Linked DNA regions of Homo sapiens: region 1 is linked to region 2. Evidence: chromatin contacts called from ENCODE Hi-C or POLR2A ChIA-PET data. All regions are on one chromosome and are shown on one strand. The core of a region is the stretch at or near the end of the contact, and the rest is flanking DNA. Distances in the headings are between cores, read along the strand shown.

Region 1 (3,989 bases), core at 268-2,767, 110 kb before region 2:
AGTTGCTTGACAACAGGGCCTGGGGATGGAAAGAGTCTTTATCTCTGAGAGCAGGCTTTCAATACGTTGCAGCTATTGTTTATAACGCCTGTGATCATAGGCACAGCCACATTATTATTATTATTATTATTTTTTGAGATGGGGGTCTGACTCTGTTGCCCAGGCTGGAGTGTCATGGCGCTCACGGCAACCTCTGTCTTCTGGGCTCAAGTGATCCTCCCTCCTCAGCCTTCAGAGTAGCTGGAACCACAGGCAAACATCACTGCACCCAGCTAATTTTTTGTATTTTTCGTAGAGATGGGGTTTCACCATGTTGCCCAGGATGGTCTCAAACTCCTGGGCTCAGGTGATCCTCCTGCCTCGGCCTCTCAAAGTGCTGGGATTACAGGCATAAGCCACCGCGCCTGGCCACAGCTGTCCCCCCAAATATTTCAAGTAGGCATCTACTGAGACTTAATACCCACACAACAACCTTATGAAAAAGTAGGCTTTATGTATGGGGAAGGTGAGGCACAGACATGTTGACTACCTTGCCTACTGTTTTTTTTCACACAACCAAAATATGGAGGCTCTGGGATTTGAACCCAGGGCTCTCCGACTCCTAAGTCCCGTTAGGAACCTGCACATTATTCCATTTCTATGAAGGGGAGGGAAAGAGCTCCTCACTTAAGTATACCAACAGTTCTCAAATCACTTGAAACTCACCAGCAGCCATGACCGTCCCCCCAGGGGAAGTAGGTAGCCAGATTTCACCTCATTCTACTTCTTTACCAGACAGAAAAATGGAGCAGAACCCAAACTGGTGGCTTGATAAGGGAACACTCAGAAAAGTAAAGGAAGTGGTGGTGCTGAAGCACCCTGCTGCCTCTTACCTCAAAGATCCTTCCACCAAACAAATACCACCCACCTTCGAAAACAGTCGTTGTGGTTGGAACAATGTCTGCATAAAAATAACCGGGCTTATCTTACTCAATCTTGCTTCCCTTCCTTGTCGGGAAAATGTCTGCCCTTCTGGTCTAGTCGGTGCAAGAGAGGCTTCCTGCCCGGTGTCCAGCACTGAGGGGGTGTCGCAGCTATGGTCAGCCTCCCTCTGCGGCCCCTGAAGCAAGCAGAGAGCGCCTCAGACCTCGTGTTGGGACCTGAGCGCGCAGCCCGGCTCCCAGGCCCCCAGAGGGCGGGTTCCTGGCTCCGCTCAGAGGCCTTTCAAGCCCCATTAGCCTCCAGCTCAGAGGCCCCTGGGCCCACCTACACTCTGGCCCCTGATGGGCTCGGATGACAACTCAAAACCCACATCCTGAGGGAATTCTGATGAAACCTTTGAAGGCTCCATGTCTTGGGGAAGACCAGGTGGGCGTGAAAGTCGGTCTCAGCGGAGACGCCCAGGGGCGCGTGGGCCCTAGAAAGGCCCGGCTGTCCCGAGCACGGCCTGGAGTGAAGCAGCTGGTGGAGAACACGGGCGCAGGTGTGAGCCTGGTGAAAGCGTGGGCTGCTCAGTGCTCTGTAGAGAGCAGCTGCAAACAGTGAGGAGGAGGCTCATGGTCTGGGCCCTCGCAGGGATGGGCAAGGCATGGCCCTAATGAATCTGGCTCCAAGCACACCCCCTCTAGCTTAAGCTTGGGGACTGGGAAAGGAGGAGGCCCAGGGGGCAGAGCTGAGAGGACATCTCAGGAGTTAGGGTTACCAAGCAACTGAAGAAGACGTAGGAGCAGCTCCTAGCTGAGTATGCCCGGGGTGCAGCACCGAGAATGCCTGGCGGGGAGGGTTGGGAGGGAGGGCTTGCCTTGCCCAGTCATACTTGGAACTTAGATCCTTGGATTTTAATGCTCTTGTGGAAGACATGAGACAAGATCTTGGACCGAGGAGGTGAACATCTGTTGCATTTTATCCAGTATATTCCTGTCTTATAGTGAGAGACTATTTAAGAATATTAAGTTCCCCATATTGATGTAAAGAGAAGTCCGAATGGACTCTTTAAAAAATTTTAAATGTATGTTAAACTTTCCATCATGGAACATTTTACCCACCGCCCTCCCTCCCCATCACCTGGATTATTTTGAAGCAAAATCCAGTCATCGAATCATTTCGCCCATACATAGTCCAGTCAGTATCTCTAAATTTTAGAGCTGTTATTCTCAGCCCAGGACAGTTTTGCCCCCTAGGGGACATTTGGCAATATGTGGAGACCTTTTTTTGTTTTTACAACGTTGGGGGGAGGGGGTGTGCACCCAGCATCTAGCTACTGGAAGACAGGGTAGAAACAGGGCTGCTACGAAACATTCTGCAATGCACAGGCCAGCGCCTCACGACAAAGAACTACATGGCTCAAAATAACAATTGTGACAAGGTCGAAAACCATGTTTTAGAGTCTAAAAGAGAAGAACACTCTAAATACATCACTACAATATTGTTAGCATTCATAAAAACAATAATTCCTTAATATAGAATATCTGATTAATATTAAAATTTCCCCGATTATCTTGTACATTTAAAAAATTTGGGGTTTAAATCAAGATCCAAATAAGACTCATACATTGCAATTGGTTGATATATTTCTTTTTGTTTTTTTCCTGCATCCAATCATCCATTATAGTTGATATATTTCTTAGGTCTTCTTGAATCTACAGGTTCCCATCCCTCTTTTTTCCTTTTATTTATTATAAAACAGATTTATTTTTAATTACAAAAGAGTACACGACTACATTCCTGACATCAAACTTGAAACATACAGGTAAAGCAAACATTTCCTACCTATGACAGTCCAATCCCAGTCCTCTCCCCAAAGAACTCATTTATCAAAATTGTGTGTGTATTGGTTAAGATTATATTCAACTGGCCGGGCACACTGGCTCACGCCTGTAATCCCAGCACTTTGGGAGGCCGAGGTAGGTGGATTACCTGAGGTCAGGAGTTCGAGACCAGCCTGACCAATATGGTGAAACTGCGTCTCCACTAAAAATACAAAATAGCCGGGCGTGGTGGCGCATGCCTGTAATCCCAGCTACTGGGGAGGCTGAGACAGGAGAATTGCTTGAACCTAGGAGGTGGAGGTTGCAGTGAGCCGAGATTGCACACTGCACTTCAGCCTGGGTGACAGAGCGAGACTCCATCTCAAAAAAAAAAAATTATATTCAACTACATGTTTCAAAAAACATAATAATAACAAAAGCTTTAATTTTATTTATTTTTCAGAAAGATAAGCCAAGGAATAGGCAGTCCAGGGCTAATATGGCACCTCCATGAAGTTTTTAGGGTCCCAAGTTTCTTCTAGCTCCCTGCCCTACCATCTGTGAATGTGGCCCCCATCCTCATGTAGCACAATGGCTAATGGAGAACCATCCCTCTTATCTATATTAGGACTAGGTAGCAAGATGGAAAAGTGGAAGGGTGTATCTCTCTGTATTAGTTTGCTAGGGCTGCTGTGACAAAGGACCACAAATTGAGCAGCTCATACCACAAAAATTTACTTATTGTCTCACAATTCTCACAATTCTGCAGGCTAGAAGTCCAACATCAATGTATCAGGCAGGATTGGTTCCTTCTGAGAACTGTAAGGAAAATTCCGTCCCATGCCTCTCCCCTAGCTGCTCGTGATTGGCTGGAAATCTTTGAGTTTCCTTACCTTGTGGAAGCATCACCCCAATCTCTGCCTCGGTCGTCACATGGCATTCTCCCTGTGTGTGTGTTTCTGTGTCCAATTTTCCCCTTTATATAAGGACATATTTATATTGGATTAGGGCCCACCCTCATGACCTCATTTTAACTAATTACATTTGCGAGTGCCCTATTCCAAATAAGGTCACATGCTGAGGTACGAGGGATTAGGACTTTTATATATAAATTTTGGGGAGAGACAATTTAACCCACAACACTCTCCCATAAAGAGACTTTGTAGAAGTCTCTTACGCTTCTTTGTTTATACTTCTTTCGTCAAAACTTAGTCTTATGGCCACAGTTCGCTGCAAGAGATGCTGGGGAAGGGAAGCTTTCAC
Region 2 (3,624 bases), core at 727-3,226:
TTACTTCGTTAAATGGTAGCGACAATAATAATGCCTTCCTTGTATGAATATTGGGAAAAGCGAAAGGAGATGGGTAATCCATTAAAGTGTTTACTTAACCCAATGCTGGGCACAGACAAACAGTAGATATTAGTTATTGTTGTGTTATTGTGCATTTAGTGCGCTATATTAGGTGATCTTGCGAAAAGAGCAGAAATAGTCTCTGTCACTGAGGCATATGTTCCCAAAATCCCACTCTGCCTTCTCTGTGCTGACTCAAATCTGATTTAGCTCCAGCAGCTTCTCTGTGTAGTGGAAAGAGCTTGGATTTGTGCCCCAGCTCCATTGATCCCCAGCTCTGCACACATCATCTAACTTCTCTGAGCTTCAGTTTCCTCTTCTGCAAGATGGAGATGATAATAGAGACTCTGCTGACTTTGTAAGGTTGTGGTGAGGCTCAAATGTGACTATGGGTGAATTTTCTCCAAAAGCTGTAAAGTCATTATAAAGCAAAAGTAAAACCCAACCTTACAGGCTTCACTCAAGTCCCACCTTCTCCTACCTTTCTGTGAGAGAAATCCAACTCAAACTGTCTTAAGAGGGGGGAAAATGGATTTTCTTAGCTCATGCAACTAAACGATCCAGGAGTAAATTCTGGAGTGGCTGGAGCCAGGTTCTCAAAAGATGACATTTAGGCCAGGCACGGTGGCTCACACCTGTAATCCCAGCACTCTGGGAGGCTGAGGCAGGCGGATCACGAGGTCAGGAGGTTGAGACCATCCTGGCTAACATGGTGAAACCCCGTCTCTACTAAAAATAATAAAATTAGCCAGGCATGGTGGCACGCGCCTGTAGTCCCAGCTACTCGGGAGGCTGAGGCAGGAGAATGGCGTGAACCCAGGAGGCAGAGCTTGCAGTGAGCCAAGATCACACCACTGCACTCCAGCCTGGGCGACAGAGGGAGACTCCGGCTCAAAAAAAAAAAAAAGACATTTAAAAATCTGATTCTCTCTTTCTCTCAGCTCTGCTTTCCTTTGTATTTCCTTTGTGTCCTTCTGAAGACACCAAATCCTTAGAAGGCATCTCTTTGTGCTTCCCTGCCCCCATCTTTGCCATGTCATAGGTTAAGCCTGCTCAGACTTTAACCTATGAAGCAGGCTTAACCTATGAAGTGGCAAAGATGGCCACAAGCAGCTCTGGGCTTGCAAACTACCAGTTTAGCAATCCAGATAGAAACAGTCCACCATTCTCTCGACAGCTCCAGCAAGAGTCCCAGAAATGAGTCTCCATGGCCTGACTTGGGTCATGTGCCTGTCTGTGGCCCTTTCTCCCAAGGCCAGGAGATTGGAATATGCCAGTTGGCCAAGCCTGAGTCACATGCCCACTGTCTGGAGCCAGGTGATGAATCATTCCAGCTCATTCCAGCTGTAACCACATGAACAGAACGAGGAGAGGTGGTTCCCCAAAAGGAAAGCAAAGTGATGTTTCCAACGGAAGGGAAAAGGAGATACTGGACAACAGATTTTCACTGTACACAGATTTGACTATTGTATTTTCTGGTAGGAGGTAGGGAGAAGAAGTGAGAGCCAGAATAAAAAGTCCCAGAGAGCAATGAGACATTCAGTTAATACTCTGTAGTTGACTCAACACTTTGCATCCCTGGAACATTCTGCCTAGTAATATGGCTTCAGGAGAAAGGGTCCTGGGCCATTTTAGGAAGGGAGCCCTGCACTTGCTGAGAAACACAACTGTGAATGATAAAGGGAACGAGAACCCTATTTCCTGACTCATTAAAGCAAGAGAGTGCTTAATAAATACTACTTGGTGATAAAGTTCTGACAAGGCCACTCATCTAATAACCACAGTTCTGACTCTGATTCCTATTCTGCTTAAGAATCTACACGAGCCCAGACTTCAGCTGTCATTAACAGAGGTCATGTCGTTGGCAGGCTGCCTGTCACAGATTCCGTGCACAGGAGGGCAAATAGCAAATGGGGAACTCCGGACACCACAGGTGTTTCTCTCTGAGTCACAGCGCTTCAGCCTCATTCCCCTTCCCTGGAGAAGACTTCCTCCATTCCATCACTACTTCTACCTCCTAAATAGCACTTTTCTCACCATTTCATATTACAAAAGCATGTTATGACATGCTTATTTCAGGAAACTCAAATAAGAGCATGCAGAGTCCCCATATTCTTCTCTACCTTATTACAAATCATATCCTCTTCTAGGCATATACGAATACTGTATATAAGACTTTTAAAAGTGGGATAACACTGTTCCATGACATATATTGGAAATATGTTGTGGGAAGTCAGGGACCCCAAACAGAGGGACCGGCTGACACCATGGCAGAAGAACATGGATTGTGAAGATTTCATGGACATTTATTAGTTCCCCAAGTTAATACTTTTATAATTTCTTATGCCTGTTTTTACTGCAGTCTCTAAACATAAATTGTGAAGATTTCATGGACACTTATCACTTCCCCAATCAATACCCTTGTGATTTCCTATGCCTGTCTTTACTTTAATCTCTGAATCCTGTCAGCTGAGGAAGATGTATATTGCCTCAGGACCATGTGATAATCGCATTAACTGCACAAATTGTAGAGCATGTGTGTTTAAACAATATGAAATCTGGGCACCTTGAAAAAAGAGCAGGATAACAGCAACTGTTCAGGGAATAAGAGAGATAAACTTAAACTCTGACCGCTGGTGAGCCGGGCGGAACAGAGCCATATTTCTCTTCTTTCAAAAGCAAATGGGAGAAATATCACTGAATTCTTTTTCTCAGCAAGGAACATCCCTGGGAAAGAGAATACGCACCTGGGGGTATAGGCCTATAGACAGCCCCCCTAGGTGTGCCCGTCTTCTATGGTCAAGGCTGTAGGGGTGAAATAGACCCCAGTCTCCCACAGCGCTCCCAGGCTTATTAGGAAGAAGAAATTCCCACCTAATAAATTTTAGTCAGACCGGTTGCTCTCAAAACCCTGTCCCCTGATAAGATGTTATCAATGACAGTGGTGCCCGAAGCTTCATTAGCAATTTTAATTTTGCCCCGTCCTGTGGTCCTGTGATCTTGCCCTGCCTCCATTTGCCTTGTGATATTCTATTACCTTGTGAAGTACTTGATGTCTGTGACCCACACCTATTCGCACACTCCCTCTCCTTTTGAAAATCCCTAATAAAAACTTGCTGGTTTTTGTGGCTTGTGGGGCATCACGGAAACTACCGACATGTGATGTCTCCCCCGGATGCCCAGCTTTAAAATTTCTCTCTTTTGTACTCTGTCCCTTTATTTCTCAAGCCGGCCGACGCTTAGGGAAAATAGAAAAGAACCTAAGTGACTATCGGGGCAGGTTCCCTGAGAAGAATATCTCTCAATGCCCATAGATACCCTTCTGTAGCATTAAATTTAAGAGATTCAAGTTGGTGATTTTTTTAGTGGATGTACTATAAATTATTTATCCTTTTTTCTACTATCGGGTAGCTACATTGTTTACACATGTTACTATTATGATATTCTGTGGACTGTTTTAAAAATAAAATAAATGAATGGGGTTACAGTAGGGAGGTATAATGGCCAGTGTGGGAAAGACACAGCTACCAGGTGAGGTGGCTCACGCCTGTAATCCTAGCACTT

The links. Hi-C counts contacts between places; a loop is a spot of excess contacts on that map. ChIA-PET counts read pairs that join two places held with the same protein, here RNA polymerase II (POLR2A). Pooled maps may share reads with other maps.
Region 1: a map with no recorded cell type shows a loop between it and region 2 (4-fold over the local background). The contact joins two enhancer-like sites. A Hi-C loop is called at or near these places in 3 of 168 maps with a recorded cell type or tissue (CD4-positive, alpha-beta memory T cell, PC-3 and naive thymus-derived CD4-positive, alpha-beta T cell), 7 of 37 single-sample maps with no recorded cell type and 10 of 50 pooled maps. POLR2A ChIA-PET finds 5 or more read pairs at or near these places in 5 of 52 experiments (B cell, CD4-positive, alpha-beta T cell, OCI-LY7 and 2 more).

Annotation. Positions count from the first base shown.
Region 1 is chr14:65,284,824-65,288,812 of GRCh38, reverse strand. No RefSeq gene overlaps it. Among named protein-coding and RNA genes, the nearest start is that of MIR4708, 48 kb to the left of the region's middle. RefSeq lists an enhancer at 1,180-1,419. Within about 2 kb of position 1,517, at least 6 of the 41 ENCODE cell types and tissues checked have a DNase peak (open chromatin) inside an H3K27ac peak, as active enhancers do; they include B cell, where a contact is called at or near this core.
Region 2 is chr14:65,178,368-65,181,991 of GRCh38, reverse strand. No RefSeq gene overlaps it. Among named protein-coding and RNA genes, the nearest start is that of LINC02324, 42 kb to the left of the region's middle. RefSeq lists enhancers at 1,854-1,943, 2,014-2,213. Within about 2 kb of position 1,976, at least 12 of the 41 ENCODE cell types and tissues checked have a DNase peak (open chromatin) inside an H3K27ac peak, as active enhancers do; they include B cell, where a contact is called at or near this core.